Regions from separate parts of the Homo sapiens genome. Here region 2 is linked to region 1. A link is an interaction called in ENCODE POLR2A ChIA-PET data of the cell type or tissue named here. Cell type or tissue: Caco-2. All regions are shown on one strand.

Region 1 (2,500 bases):
TTTCCTCCCAGGCCTCCTGGACAGGCCAAACCAGAACTGACTTCTAAAGTGGGAACCCCAAGACGGCAGAACATGAATCAGCCAAACAAAAGCTGCAGTTATCTCTGTGATGATTTCGGCAGTCGGCACGTGTATTTGATTAAAGCGTTGGTAACTTTGAATCTGGAGTTTTATGGCACTGTGTACTACTCATAATGGCTTTGTAGTGTGGCTCTCTTAGGGAGCTTAACTTTTACAACATGAACAAGTTCCAGCCTCCTTTGGTCCCATCAAGAGGCCATTTCTACCTGGTGGGATGCCACTTGCTTTACAAAGCATCTTTTGTAAAATGTTGAGTCTCCTTCTTTGAAGTTGGAAGCCAGGAAGCCTGATTTTTTTTCCAATAAGTATTGTAGAAGATGGCAGCCTGATTTATTTTTATTTATTTATTTATTTTGAGACGGAGTCTCACTCTGTTGCCCAGGCTGGAGTGCAGTGGCACAATCTCGGCTCACTGCAAGCTCCACCTCCCAGGTTCACGCCATTCTCCTGCCTCAGCCTCCCGAGTAGCTGGGACTACAGGCGCCCGCCACCATGCCCGGCTAATTTTTTGTATTTTTTGTAGAGACGGGGTTTCACCGTGTTAACCAGGATGGTCTTGATCTCCTGACCTCGTTATCCGCCCGCCTCGGCTTCCCAAAGTGCTGGGATTACAGGCGTGAGCCACCGCGCCCGGCCTGGCAGCCTGATTTTTAAACTGGCTTTTCTCCTAGGTCCTTTCCTTCTCTATAAATCCCTCTTTCACTTAGTATTTCCTCCTTGTTTCCTTTGGTCAGTTGGAGTGAGGGTGGTTCTAGTTCAGAGAAAGAGACAGGCATACAGGCTGATTCAGTCTGAGGTGCTTAGCTTTCTGTACCTCACTGGAAACCAGTCCAGGAATATGACAGGTTTCAGTAGGTTTCATTGGACCCACAACTCCCCATTTGAAGGCAGAGCTTGTCAAACGAGTTATGTGGCTTTTACTCAAGGAGGGAGGAACAGCAACAGGGAGCTCTGGGCTATTGATAGACACTCCTGCCTCTGAACACACAGCACCCAGCAAGAAGTTACCTTCATGGGTTGTCTAGAGTGAACATGGGCTGGGATTCTCTCAGCCTTAGCACTGATGATTTGACAACAAAAATCGCCCCGTGGGTAGAGTATAACGGAGCAAATGATTATGGTGGCCTGTGATGGTGCAGCCAGCCCAGCTGCTTCAGCTGGAAAGAAGATGGCGAGGTTTCCATTCTCCTGGCAGCATAGCCATGTGAACTTGTTAAATCTTTTAAGTAGCTGTATAGGAGGGGAGATAAGTGTGTGTGTGTTTATTCTTATCCCCTTAAATACAAAAACAAAACTTCCACTTTATAAAATCAATTCAGAGTGGGAAGAGGTGCATGGCACATGGAAAATGTGTCGGATTAGGTTGAGTCCTACCCCACGTTTGGGACACAGCTGTAAGTTTCCATGGTGGGTGGCTTATTATGCATTTATGCTGAGCTGAACCTGCTCCAAGCTGCTGCAGATAGGAAAGTCTGTCTTGGAGGGGGAGCTGCCTCTTTCTATCACACTATAAAGACATAAAAGGTCCTTTGAAAGACTCCAGCAGTCACCACTTGGGTAACAGAATTAGGGGCTGCTGAGCAAAGTGGGTCTGTTTTTTTTTTTTTTTAAAGACAGAGTTTCCCTCTTGTTGTTCAGGAGTGGAGTGCAATGTCACAATCTTGGCTCACTGCAACTTCCGCCTCCTGGGTTCAAGTGATTCTTCTGCTTCAGCCTCCCAAGTAGCTGGGATTACAGGTGCCGGCCACCACGCCTAGCTAGTTTTTTGTATTTTTAGTAGAGACGGGGTTTCATCATGTTGGCCGGGCTGGTTGTGAACTGCTGACCTCAGGTGATCCACCCGCCTCAGCCTCCCAAAGTGCTGGGATTACGGGTGTGAGCCACTGCGCCCGGCCACATTTTATAGCCAACCGGCTTCTTGTGTAACATGAGTTGGGGCTTCTTGGGCCCCAGAGTCCAGCACTCAGGTAGAAATATGACCGCCATGGCCAGACAGCAGCCCTCGCTGGGCCCCTCTTCAGAGCAGAGCTCTGTGCCGAGCCTTTAGGGGTATGAGAGAAACCGGAGACCTGGTCCGTGCTCTCAAAGAGCTCGCGGTGTAGCTGGGGAGAGAGCAAGGCCACATGAGACCTCAGAAGGACACTAAACGGCACACCGACAAGCTCACAGCACTCTAGCTGTGTCCCGGGAGAGGAAAGGGGTGAATCAGGGCAGGTGGGGTCAGTCATGGAAACTTTCATAAAGGAGGTGAGTGTGCAGGAGGGGCGGGCCTTTGCCCCCGCTGCGGGCAGGTTGCCGAGGGCAAGTATTAGGGGGTCCGGCGTGCAATCGAACATTTCTTAGCTGCCTCTTTGGAGTAGCGCTACCAGTTCCTGTCCCCATGAGCATCGTCTTCGGGGAGCTGCTGGTTTGAAGGATG
Region 2 (2,500 bases), 220 kb after region 1:
CTTGGAGTGTGATGGGTGTCTCCTGAGGTGTCCACTCTGCTCAGAAAAGACCTCTCTTCTTGTTGTTGCATTTTTTTTGTTTTTTTCTTTCTTTTTTTTTTTGAGATAAGGTCTCACTCTGTTGCCCGGGCTGGAATGCAGTGGCACGATCATGGCTTACTGTAGCCTCAACCTCCCAGCTTCAAGTGATCCTCCTGCCTCAGCCTCCTGAGTAGCTGGGATTACAGGTGCATGCCAGCACGCCCGGCTAAATTTTGTATTTTTTGTAGAGACAGGGTTTCGCCATGTTGCCCAGGCTGGTCTCAAACTCCTGGGCTCAAGCAAATCTGCCCACTTTGGCTTCTCAAAGAGCTGCAATTACAGGTGTGAGCCACTGCGCCCGGCCTTATTGGTTTGTTTGTTTTTTTGAGACAGGTTCTCACTCTGTTGCCCAGGCTGGAGTGTGGTGGTGCAATCATGGTTGAGTGCAGTGGTGTGATCATAGCTTACTGCACCACCGACTTCCCAGGCTCAAGTGATCCTCCTGCCTTAGCCTCCCGAGTAGCTGGGCTCACAGGCATCCACCATCGCACCTGGCTACATTTTATTTTTTTTAGAGATGGGATCTCCCTATGTTGCCCAGGCTGTTCTCAAACTCCTGGGCTCAAGTGATCCACCCACCTCGACGTCCAAAAGTGTTGGGATTACAGGCATGAGCCACTGTGCCTGGCCTTATTTCTTATTGATTTAGGAAGCTTGAAAGCATTTCTGGCCGGGTGTGGTGGCTCACGCCTGTAATCCCAGCACTTTGGGAGGCTGAGGCGAGTGGATCGTTTGAGGTCAGGAGTTTGAGACCAGCCTGGCCAACGTGGTGAAACCCCGTCTCTACTAAAAATATAAAAATTAGCCAGGGGTTGTAGCACGTGCCTGTAATCCCAGCTACTTGGGAGGCCGAGGCAGGGAGAATTGCTTGAACCCGGGAGGCGGAGGTTGCAGTGAGCCGAGATTGCACCACTGCACTCCAGCCTGGGTGACAGAGCAAGACTCCATCTCAAAAAAAAAAAAAAGAAAGAAAGAAAGCATTTCTGTCACTTGCAACCCACTGAATTCTAAGTCATTTGCTCAACTGTCCATTCATTCATTCAGCACACATTTATAAAGCATTGTTTCAATGTCAGTAGTCGGTAATTTTCTTTAAAATATTTCTGCATGGACAGCATGACACCGTGGGTGCTGCCTGTGACGCTGCTGTCAATGACACATAATGGGGGTAATGTGAATTGTACACTGCCCCCAGCTGCTTGCAGTTGGGCTATTCAGGAATCCTCAGCCCAGGGGCACTCAGCTGGCATTTTATCAGAACAGCCACACTCCAGAGGCCCTTCTGCAAATGCTGCAGCTGTCCTTATCTCACAGGGACACCAGAGGCTTTGTTAAATCAGCATAAAGAATGTCAGAAATGGCTTTCCATGAGTGGAATAAGTGACTTCTTGTTTTTTTTTTTTTTTTTTTTTTGAGACAGAGTTTTGCTCTTGTTGCCCAAGCTGGAGTGCAATGGTGCGAACTCAGCTCACTGCAGCCTCCGCCTCCCAGGTTCAAGCGATTCTCCTGCCTCAGCCTCCTGAGTAGCTGGGATTACAGGCGCATGCCACCACACCAGGCTAATTTTTTTTTTTTTGTATTTCTAGTAGAAACGGGGTTTCACCATGTTAGCCAGGCTGGTCTTGAACTCCTGACCTCAGGTGATCTGCCCGCCTTGGCCTCCCAAAGTGCTAGGATTACAGGTGTGAGCCACTGCTCCTGGCCTACTATCATATATTAAAAACAGCCAAAGACAGGAAATCAGGCAGTTGGGCTGCAGTGAGCCATGATCACCCACTGAACTCCCCGCGTGGGCGACAGAGTGAGACTCTGTCTCAAAAACAAACAAACAAAACAAAAAAACCCCAAAGAATTGAGCAGGACAGAATGGGTGCCCACTGCATGGAGACACTGCTCCTGGTGCTGAGAGGAGGCCTGCCCTCAGGATGCCCTCCAGCCTCACCTTTCATCCAGCTTAGCGGGTATTCGTGCCGGCAGCTGGCGCTGACGCAGTGTGATGTGTAGAAGGTGCCGTGCGCCTCCACCAAGTCCTCCTGTTCCAGCCCGGCTATTCGCTCCAGGGTATCTATGTTCTAGAGGGAGAGATGGAGGGAAGAGGGGTGAGGAGTGAGCCACCCCTTGTAGGCCAGAAGGCACAGTAGGGAGTTGAGGGCCACGAGGAGCAGTGAGGTGGTGGGGACAGGTGGAGAAGGGAGGGAGGAGAAGCAAGTGGCAGGGTTTATCTGAAGACTCTTCTGTTCATCCCAATGGTGCCACTTAAAGGGTGACAGTCAAGGCTGCTTAAAGGCAGGGGCCAGGCTGGGCATGGCGGCTCACGCCTATAATCCCAGCACTTTGGGAGGCTGAGGTGGGAGGATCACTTGAGGCCAGGAGTTCAAGACCTGCCTGAGCAACATATCAAGACGCTTGTCTCTACAAA

The links. ChIA-PET counts read pairs that join two places held together with the same protein. Peaks named below come from ENCODE experiments on the same cell type or tissue, not always from the same donor. Only the 100,000 strongest peaks of a DNase experiment are listed, where the experiment ranks them.
Region 2: POLR2A ChIA-PET joins it to region 1 with 6 read pairs; 5 of 35 experiments call an interaction of 5 or more read pairs at or near these places.

What each region holds. Positions count from the first base shown.
Region 1 is chr19:38,661,235-38,663,734 of GRCh38, forward strand. The region is part of intron 1 of ACTN4 (actinin alpha 4); the gene reads left to right. Among named protein-coding and RNA genes, the nearest start is that of ACTN4, 15 kb to the left of the region's middle. In Caco-2, no CTCF peak of the experiment used is centred here; a DNase peak (open chromatin) is centred at 997.
Region 2 is chr19:38,881,604-38,884,103 of GRCh38, forward strand. SIRT2 (sirtuin 2) reads right to left here. Exons shown (of 16, transcript NM_012237.4): 9 at 2,024-2,153. Among named protein-coding and RNA genes, the nearest start is that of RINL, 4.6 kb to the left of the region's middle. In Caco-2, no CTCF peak of the experiment used is centred here; a DNase peak (open chromatin) is centred at 1,338.